2 separate regions of the Homo sapiens genome follow, and region 2 is linked to region 1. The links are chromatin contacts, found by Hi-C or POLR2A ChIA-PET in ENCODE. All regions are on one chromosome and are shown on one strand. Each heading gives the region's core, a stretch centred on a gene start or an enhancer-like site at or near the end of the contact. The rest is flanking DNA. Distances are from core to core; before and after follow the strand shown. Region 1 overlaps PRKD1 (protein kinase D1). Region 2 holds the start of PRKD1 (protein kinase D1).

Region 1 (5,094 bases), core at 1,698-4,197:
TATTAAGTGAAAAGGCATTTGCAATACATGGAATCTTAAAATTATATCAGTAATTTAAATTTAATTTCTAAAGTTATAGCTGTAAAACAAGTATCTTCCTGTATCAGCTCTGGGCAACAACTTCCCCAGGTGATATTTGAGCTGAATGAGCTCAAGTTTGAATTAACGTGATATCTCAATGTAGTGTTTCTTGGGTTGATTGCAGCAACTCTGAGTAGCTGGTTCTCAGGCAAGACCTCTTTCTTATCTTGCAGCTTTTACCATTAGGAGATATATCACCTATCTTGCCTTACATTAAGAAGAGTATCTTCATGTCCCTTTCTGAGCTACACACGATGTGATTTAGTTTGGATTTCATTCTTTCAGAAAAGTGTAGCCATTTGCTTGCTGCAATAGAACTTTTTTCCCTCCGCAGCCTTCGCTGCAACACAGTGGGTCATGTCTAAAAAAACAAGGTGCCTGTTTTATAATCGCTTTGATTTTTTCAGGAATAGCACCCACAGCAGAAAGAAGTGAACTTGTTTTGCAGATTGTAGATGTGGCACATTTATTCACATGTATTCTGAGTAGTAAAGTGTTAATTTTTCAAAACTACTACTTAAGCCTTGCAACCTTTTGCCCTTAAGTCTCTAGGAATGAAGAGTTAATTTGACTAGTACTGAATTATATAAGAAAGTGTTCTAAAAACTCACAAGTACACTTTAATGTATTTGGTTCCATTCAAAATCTGTTTACTCATTCAGATATATGTGAATAATTTTAATTATGCATTGTTTTTAAAGAAATATCTTAGACTGAGTATGTTATAATTAATTATTTAAAAAACTATATTATTTCCTGAGTATTGTCTCCAACTGAAGAATTCCACGTCTTTTTGCATGCTTTGAATGTTTACTACCAAGCCATATAACTTCATAGTAATTAGTTAATAAATTTCCTTTTCTGTGTTCGAATTCTTATAATGAGATTAGAGTTATAAAGTGAAGTTTATTTTATTTTACTTATTTATCTACATGAGGAAGCTTGTTGACTGAATATAAAGACATTATTACTGTCAGATTTTTTTTTTTTTTTTGAGACAGAGTCTTGCTCTGTTGCCCAGGCTGAGGTGCAGTGGCAGGATCTCAGCTCACTGCAAGCTCCGCCTCCTGGGTTCATGCCATTCTCCTGCCTCAGCCTCCTGAGTATCTGGGACCACAGGCGCCCGCCACTATGCCCGGCTAATTTTTTGTATTTTTAGTAGAGATGGGTTTTCACCGTGTTAGCCAGGATGGTCTCAATCTCCTGACCTCGTGATCCACCCGCCTCAGCCTCCCAAAGTGCTGGGATTACAGGTGTGAGCCACCACGCCTGGCTAATTTCTTTTTGTATTTTTAGTAGAGACGGGCTTTCACCATGTTAGCCAGGGTGGTCTCAATCTCCTGACCTCGTGATCCACCCGCCTCGGCCTCCCAAAGTGCTGGGATTACAGGCATAAGCCACGGCGCCCAGCTTACTGTCAGATTTTTAAATGTGATTTACAAGCAGCTTGGCTTTGACTTTTGATGGCCTAACTGATTTTGAGAATTATCAGACATTTAATGTATGAATCTTTGCAAGTGGGGAAATGCTATATTATTTTATAACAGTTAGTATGACCTGCTTTTTGCCATTGGTTTAGTAGTAAAGACCTTTTTGTAATTAAAAAGATAGTAATCAATTAGGGGGAAAAGGTATTGTGTCATTATTCAAATAGAGGAGACTTGTAATATTGGAAGCAGATGGTGCCAGGGGAAGTGACTTACAGACACTTATAGGTGCAATAGGTTATAGTGCCCCCTCCCAGCATTTTTTCTAAATAGCAGAGTTTTTTGTTTTTGTTTTTCCTATGGAAAAAGAAATGAGAATATCTTTCAGTTCTGTGTGATTTGGCTTCAGAGATCTTCTCAAAGATAAAAGATAATGAGTTTAAGGTACTTAAAAAAGAGCAGGGAAAGCCATTATATTTATGTGGAATTTTCTATTTTTGGTGCAGGTGGAACCTCTTTGAAGGTTTGCCATTAAGAAAAAAAAAATCCCAGGGGAAAAGTAGGGACAGTAACCAGTATCATGACAAGTAATCTCTAGTGTTTCGAAGTGATCCATAGGGCATTATTTAAAGGGAAATGATCACAAGCTCAGAACGTAGTCATGTTCTTCTGGTGTGAAACTAGAAATGGGGAACTGGGCGAGGGAGGGAACTGGAGCATTACTCTTAAAGTCTTAGGGTTAAACCTCAAAGGTCTTATAGAGACATTTCCTGTTCAGTTCAGCTATTCACTTATTCAACAAATATTTACTGAGCATGTACAATTTGCCATACACTATTATAGGTGAGGACAACAGTAGTGTAAAAACCAGTTTGTACCCTCATAGAGTTTATGTTCTAGTAGGGAAGATGGTCAATGAATTATGAGGTCAGATGGTGATAGGTGCTTAGAAGAAAACCAAACTGAGATCAGGGGTGAGTCTAATCAGGAAGCCCTCCCCTTAATTTATTCATTTGTTGATGTATCTGTTCATTTATTTGTTTAATGAAATAATTGTTGATCTTAAGCAAGACAGTTTACTTTCTGCTTTCAGTGACTTATGTAAGTGAGTTGTATGAACTCAGAACTAGTTTTCTCATACAAAAAAAGTTAAACAACTAAAGTTAAATTTCTTAGCTGGCTCACAGAATCTCCTTGAACCCATGTTAAAAATTTCACTGTGGTACTATGATAGGAGACTCCACTCTGGTTCTTAGGAGGACAGAACCAAGGAAAATGAGAGAAAATGTGGAGAGGAGTCTTTTGCTGTAGAATTGGCAGTCATCTTTTAGGGAGATTTTTAAATAAGCTAGTTTTGGTTTCACATTCTTCTATCAGATTTTCACCACCTTAGACTTCCCCTGTTTCCCCTCGCTGCCTTTTTCAGTCCTCCTTTCTCCTCCCCGCAGCCTGCTTTACTCATAAAAAGTGCTTTGTGGCATTCTAGCATTTTCTTAGAGGGGAGCAGTTTGACTGAACAACTTCTTCTAAGTGTATGAATGAGACATAATATAAGCATAACCCTAACCTGAACGAAGGTATTTGCATTTTCTGAAGAGGACACTTGAATCACTAATTGCTGGCATTTTGAGCTACCTGAAAAAGCTATGTGAAAATCCTCAGAGAATGTAGAGGACCTACTGTGGGCAGGAGGCCATTGGGTCTGTCAGGAAGGCCAACAATTCCTTTCAGTCTCCTGCCCAGGTAAGGTGTGCAGCCTTGCTTTTTAACTTTTTCTCTTCCTTCCATGAAAAAACTGGTGTTTCTTTTTTGTTGTTGTTGTTTTCTCTGATGGCTCTCATGCATTTTTATTTTCTGCCTTTTATAAGCTGGGTGGTTGCAAATGAGGGTAGTGTGGATAGGGTTCATGCTCCTGAGGCCCATATTCTGGCCTGTCAGCATGTTGAGCCAAAACAATGACAATAACAATGACAATATTAATGACTATGTTTTCTGACTGCCTAAGTATGCTAGTATTTCACATATATTCATGATACCATTTGGTCTTTACTACAGTCCTGAAGGGTTCATAAGAAGACCATTTGTAGATAAAGAAGGCAAGGGAGGTGAGAGGTTAAGATATTTGCCCCAGATTACAGGGCTAGTAAATGCAGTTGGGTTTGATCACACTTGGGTTTGTTTGATCCTGAAGTCTCTTTTCTTTTCCCTACTACTGTCCCAGAAATAAGTGACTGGTGATTCCAGAGGAACTGTTCCCTTGTTAGGCTCGAGCTGTTTTAACTCAGGATCACCAAGTGACTCTTGATGTTCTGCATACCGAGGCAAATGGATTAGGCTACAGAAGAAAGACTTGGAGCAGGAGTTCCAGTGGAGTGATTTTACTCATGTTAGCTTACCAGCCTCAGAGATGTGCCCGGGAGTCTGTTCCTATTTTAGGTACCCAAACTTCAGCAGGCCTTCAGGACCCATGGTACTTGGACTCTTTCCTGGACTTCATGGTATCTGGGCTCCTTCTCTCTTGAGTATTTAGATAAACACATGAACAGTCAGTTAGTGCATTGAACTCACGATACATTGATTGGTTCCTCTTGTGGTATTAACAGAGCTTATTGCTGCAGATTTTACTGACAGATAAAACTGGCACTAAAATTATCTATTTGTATTTCCTTCTCCATGAGACACTTTCATTGATTGTTTACTTTTATCCCCTATAAAAATACCTAGTGAGAAATCTGTGTTTTTAGTGTCTTTTTTGTTCTGCTTGGGGACCATGGCAAACCTTTGGTTGTGGTTGTACAATCAGTTATTCAAGTATTTCAACAATTGGCTGCATTAATTTTTTTCTTTTTTCAAAGGGATTGGGGAATTGGCAGTGGTGCTCAGGTTGCTGTATTTGGAATATAGAATGATCTGCTTGTCTCAAGTGAAAAACTCCTTGTAGACTTGGAAAAAGAGTTTGCCTTTGACTGCATAGGCTGGTACCTATTTTTTGATTTTCTAGCATTTTTCCAATTGGCCCATTCAACTTCCTTTATACCCTTTGTGATGTGAGGTATCGGATGCAATATTCTTTGTATGGTGCCATCCTTCATCCAGATGCATATGTTCTAGTGAAGCCAAACTGAAGGAAGAGAATGACTCTATTATGATGGATTAGTGTGCATATATTAGTCTATTTTCATCCTGCTAATAAAGATGTACGCAGGACTGGGCAATTTACAAAAGAAAGAGGTTTAATGAACTTAACAGTTCCACATGGTTGTAGAGGCCTCACAATCATGGTGGAAAGCAAGAAGGAACAAGTCACGTCTTACATGGATGGCAGCAGGCAAAGAGAGAGAGCTTGTGCAGGGAAACTCCCATTTTTAAAACCATCAGACCTCATGAGACCCACTCACCATCAGGAGAATAGCATGGGAAAGACTAGCCCTCATGATTCAACAGTCTCCCACTGGGTCCCTTCCACAGCATATGGGAATTATGGGAGCTACAAGATGAGAGTTGGGTGGGAACTCTGAGCCCAACCATATCATTCCATCCCTGGCTCCTCCCAAATCTCCTGTCTTCACATTTCAAAACCAATCAT
Region 2 (5,094 bases), core at 1,377-3,876, 70 kb before region 1:
TCCTTGTAAATCTCTGACTCATTCAGCAAGAACTTCCGCCAACATAGAGCCTGCAGTTTCCCATTTCTTAGCATCTCTTCTACAACCATAGGAGTCTAACCCGTGTTTCTAGACTCAAAAACAGCAATAGTCTCCTACCCAGTGTCTCCACTTTTACTCTTTTCTCTTATATTCCACACAAAATCCAGAGTAATCTTTTAAAACATGCTAATTAATCTTATTATTCCCTGCTTTAAAACCTTCCAATGGGTTGGTAGTGCACTGAGAATTGAAATAAAAACACTTTACCATGGCTTTCAAGACTCCTGGTAACCTGGTTTCTATTAGCTCTCTGACCTCATCTCACGCACTTGCCCCTCTTTTCCTATGCCTTGAAAATGTTAAATATATTTCTGTGTTAGAGTCTTTGCACTCTCTGTTACCTATGCCTACAATGTTATTCCCCTAGTTCTTCTGAAGTCTACCCTTTCTATCATCCAGATTTTGGCTCAAATGTAAACTTCTCAGTGAAGTCTTCTCTCATTCCCAGTCCAGAGCAGTGCCCATTTCTTCATCCCTCCTCCCACAAGTCACTGTCTTCGCCATTGGGTTTAAAAAATTCATTGCAATTATGAATATTAGAAATAATATCATTTGTGGTTTTACTCCATCCCCCCTCCCCTTTTCACTGTGATCTTTTTAGGGCAAGGACCACCTGTCTTCACAGCTGTGCAACTGGTGCCAGTACAGTGCCTGGAACAGAGAAGTCCTCAACATGCAGTTGTGATATCTATAAAACATGAATGTCTTCAGCGCTCTTGAATCTCAAGTGAAACTAGCTTTTTGTAAGTCTCTTGTAAACTGACCAGCAAGCTTTTTTTTGATAATAGAAAACTGTGGAATATTAACTTTATTCTGATTTCAAAGAAAATGAAGTATAGTTTCGGACATTTAAAAGAAAAAAACCTCCTTCAGAATTCAGAAAGGCATTTCATCAAGAAAAATTCCACCATTTTCCTAGATTAGCTGAGTCTAGAACATTAGGAAAATTACCTACCTGTATCAGGGATGAAGAGGACCACCTCATAAGTAACTATGCAGGGAAAATGTAAACACAGGTAGACCTTATCAAACCATCACATTCAGAGAATAAATTCAAGTCTCTTCAATGCAGTTGTGCAGCCTTGCAGTGTTTGGGGCTCCATTACTGACCCTGGGAACACGGTTCTAAAGGAAGCTACCTTGCAATATCTTGGGCCACAACCAGAAGTTAAGACAATAAATAAATAAATAAATAAATAAATAAATAAATAAATAAAACAGAACAAAATAAGCTATACAAAATACAAAATGTTTGTTTAGGTATGTTTGTGTGTACTTACGCAGAGGAAGGGGAAAGTCTAGGGAAGTGGCGAAGAGAGAGGCAAAGCTGACTACATTATCTGCGTGGCCCATTGCAAAATACAAATGTGAGACTCCTTGATTAAAAATTATGAAGAAGAACAAAACAGCGACAGTAGACTATTGTCCCAGAATATTAAACCAAACACGGGTCTTATGAGCTGTGGCCTATACAACTGCATAGTCGCACACCCATGAAGCCCACCCTGGTTGGAGGGGAGAATTATAATTCATCTCCAGCGAATGTAAAGCAATCCCCACCCTGCCAAAACAACAGTAAAAATAAACGGCGATCCAAATTAGGGCAGGTTGTGCCCAATCCTGATGGCTGTGCTTGTGATGACGGTGGCGGTGCTGAGGTGGACTTGGGGGCACTGCTCCTATATAACAGACTTTAGATTGATAGAGGAGAAGGAAAATAGTTTCTGAAGCTCCAAAGTAGAAACTTCAGGCGCAAAGAATAAGGTAAAGGAAAGGAGACCGCATCAGACCTCCCTCCTGCCCTTGGGCAGTCAATGCCTTTTCTTTCCAAAGCGACCCTCTCCTTAGATCACTGTGTATATCCGGTGCCTTAGGAGCTGGGGTGGAGTACGTAGGTTTGGCTGTAAGGGCGCGTCAGAGCGACAAAAAGGGTAGAGACAAGTTTAAACCCCTTTCTGTGGAGTGGCTTCCTACCCTCTTTGGCCACAAACCCCAGGGCTCCCAGAGGGGCCTGGATGTAAGTGGGTTCCAGATGACCCATCCTCCCTTGACCCTCCGAAGGTAAGACCCAAGGGGAACCGCTGTGATCAGCATTCTTGAATTCCTCAAAAGTCACCTCACTTGTAGAAGTGCGTAGTCCTCCAGCATTTGGAAGAGGTGGCAGGGACCTTGGGGCCCGGGAAGTTCGCGACCCCAGGAAGCGGGTCTGAGGCGGTGCACCCCATCCACTCCGTCCGCAGTCGGGGCGGGGCAGCGGGACCCGAGAGGACGGGAATCCCTGCAGGGAGGGAAGGGCCGCGCCTGCCGAGGCGGCTCCGAGCCCCGCCACTCGGTCCTATCCCGGCTCGCGGAGGCTCAGGCCCCGGGAACTGCGGGCGGAGGGGGCGGCGACCGGGCACCCTGCGGCCACTGCGGCCGCTGCTCCTGCGACTCCCGCGCCCGCCGGGTGGTGGCTCCCCAGTGCCCGCCCCCAGCTCCCCTTCCCCGCCCCTCACGCCCCCTTCCCGCCCCGGCCCCCGCCCGGCGCTCGGGCCGCGCCGACCCGTCGCCCCGTCCTTCCGAGCGCGCCAGGCGGCAGATTCTTGGCGGCGGCGGCGCCTCCCCAGTGCCGGCGGCCCCGAGCCGGCTGCCGCGTTCCGGGCCTCAGAGTCCTCCCGCCTCGGCCATTTTCCCTCCTCCCCATCTCCTCCCCTTAGTCCCCTCCCCTCCCGATCCTCATCCCCTTGCCCTCCCCCAGCCCAGGGACTTTTCCGGAAAGTTTTTATTTTCCGTCTGGGCTCTCGGAGAAAGAAGCTCCTGGCTCAGCGGCTGCAAAACTTTCCTGCTGCCGCGCCGCCAGCCCCCGCCCTCCGCTGCCCGGCCCTGCGCCCCGCCGAGCGATGAGCGCCCCTCCGGTCCTGCGGCCGCCCAGTCCGCTGCTGCCCGTGGCGGCGGCAGCTGCCGCAGCGGCCGCCGCACTGGTCCCAGGGTCCGGGCCCGGGCCCGCGCCGTTCTTGGCTCCTGTCGCGGCCCCGGTCGGGGGCATCTCGTTCCATCTGCAGATCGGCCTGAGCCGTGAGCCGGTGCTGCTGCTGCAGGACTCGTCCGGGGACTACAGCCTGGCGCACGTCCGCGAGATGGCTTGCTCCATTGTCGACCAGAAGGTAAGTCGCCGCACCGCTGCCAGCCCGGCGCCTCCCCGCGGCGCAGGGGGCGCTGCCCGGCTGGCCCTCTCCGCGCCAACTTTCCGGCTCCCGGGGCTCGGCTGGCCGCCAGCCTCGCCGGCGCTCTGGAAGCGGCTGGCCCCGCCGCGGCTGGACGCCTGCAACCCGAGGCGCTGCGCTCGCTGTTGCTCATCCTCCTCTCGCCCCATCTTCCTCTATTCACCGATTTCTCTCCAGTCCGCCGCCTCCTCACCCATTTCCATCCTTCTCATGACATTTCCAGGTATCTTGCCCTTTCCTCGCCGCGCCCCTCCTTGTCCTTGAGACTTCCCAGTTTTCTTCCCCTCTCTCCCCTACGGACCCTGGACCAGCGCATTCCTGGTGCAGGAATCCTCCTTCCTGCACCAGAGTGCCCCCGGAATGACCTGGAGACAAGGAATTTCTCACCTGTCAGATAAGCTTTTAAGAGAGTGTGATTGACTCGGCCAGTTGTCAAAACAACTGACCAGGAGTGCAGGTACCCAAGGCCTTGTCATCTTTTAGTTCCACTTCTGTATGAGCATGGAAACACATTTTCCAACGACAAAACCTGAAAGTTGCGACCTTCCTATTTTTCATTCCCGGGATGCTGATAGTAGGACGTTGAAGTGGTGGGGGTGATGTCCAGGAACACCCCGAGGCTGGCTGTGTCCTTAAGTTTGAGGCTGTGGGGCTCTGGACAGCGGCCACTGAAGGCAGGTTAGAAGGGTCATTATCCGGGGCCAGGCCACCCCCAGAGGAGACTCAGCCCACCCACCACTGTTTACAGTAGCAATTTGGATTTTCAGGTTGCCTCTGGAGCCATCCAGATGGATGTTGCATGGAAGGGGGTGATACAGACGTGAGGCAGAGGGGGCCATGGCGCCAGTCTTCTTAGTGTAAACAGCCAGCGTTTCAGGAGTGGAGACAGAGGTCTCTAAAGGTGCTGAATTTTTCAGCCCTGGAGGACTGGCTAGCACTCCTTTTGCTTTCTAATTATCACTTGAATAATCATGAATTGCTTTCTTTAAATTATTTGTAACAGAGTTTGCTAAATCTTAAGGGTTGTGAATTGCAGCACTGAGCACAGGAATGTTAAAAGCTCCAGGTGGAAAAAAATCACTGATCTAGAAAGTTGTGAAAGTTCTAGACTAAGGTAACAATGAGTGCCAGGAATTTATTTATGGAAATTTACTTTTATATTACGGGTAATGTCAACTGTTTGCAACTTCCAAGAAAATGACACGTTTTGTCTAATGCTGATGTAAGTCATATCATGCTCCTTTTCCACATCAGTATTGTGGAATGTCTATTGTGGGTCAGCAGGAGCACTCCTAGGCACTGTGAAAGCCTTGTATACAATCCTCTCCATTTGGATGCAGACCAGTTAATGAAACAGCAATGCTTCATAAGCACGTATACAATGTAAAACAAAATTTCTCAAAAAGCAAAGGTAATTCTGTACAATTTTAACTTTTCTAAATTCTAAAGCAAGTGAAGTAGTGTCAGAGAATATTCAAATTGGGTCAAAGTAATATTGATAGACTTTGTTTTGACCAGCTTGAATTCTCCCTCCACCCCGCCCCCCACTTCCTCCTGGAGTTCAGAATGGGGAGACTGATGCCTAGTTCAAGAGGTTTGGTAGTGGGATTTTAAATGGAGGGTGAATTCCAGGTGTCTCAGAAGCTACCAAGGGGCGTGTTACATGGAGAGAGTGAGACGAGAGCAGAGGGAGAGGGACAGCAAGCACCTATGGAATGCAGCAGGCCTGCAGGTGGTGGCCTGGGTATTTAAGGGAAGTACAGTTATGAAAAGGCCTTGAATTAAACTCAAATTGCTAGAAGCCTCAGTA

The links. A loop is a pair of places that touch in the nucleus more often than their neighbours do. ChIA-PET counts read pairs that join two places held with the same protein, here RNA polymerase II (POLR2A). Pooled maps may share reads with other maps.
Region 2: a loop to region 1 is called in a map of B cell, with 13 times the contacts of the local background. The contact joins the promoter of PRKD1 here to the enhancer-like site in region 1. A Hi-C loop is called at or near these places in 1 of 168 maps with a recorded cell type or tissue (B cell), 4 of 37 single-sample maps with no recorded cell type and 8 of 50 pooled maps. POLR2A ChIA-PET finds 5 or more read pairs at or near these places in 1 of 52 experiments (activated B cell).

The regions. Positions count from the first base shown.
Region 1 is chr14:29,855,589-29,860,682 of GRCh38, reverse strand. The region is part of intron 1 of PRKD1 (protein kinase D1); the gene reads left to right. Among named protein-coding and RNA genes, the nearest start is that of PRKD1, 70 kb to the left of the region's middle. Within about 2 kb of position 2,947, at least 2 of the 41 ENCODE cell types and tissues checked have a DNase peak (open chromatin) inside an H3K27ac peak, as active enhancers do; they include B cell, where a contact is called at or near this core.
Region 2 is chr14:29,925,379-29,930,472 of GRCh38, reverse strand. It overlaps PRKD1 (protein kinase D1), which reads left to right and starts at 2,626. Exons shown (of 18, transcript NM_002742.3): 1 at 2,626-3,224. The coding sequence starts at 2,961. It overlaps LOC105370429 (a long non-coding RNA gene), which reads right to left and starts at 2,346. Exons shown (of 3, transcript XR_943703.2): 1 at 1,362-2,346.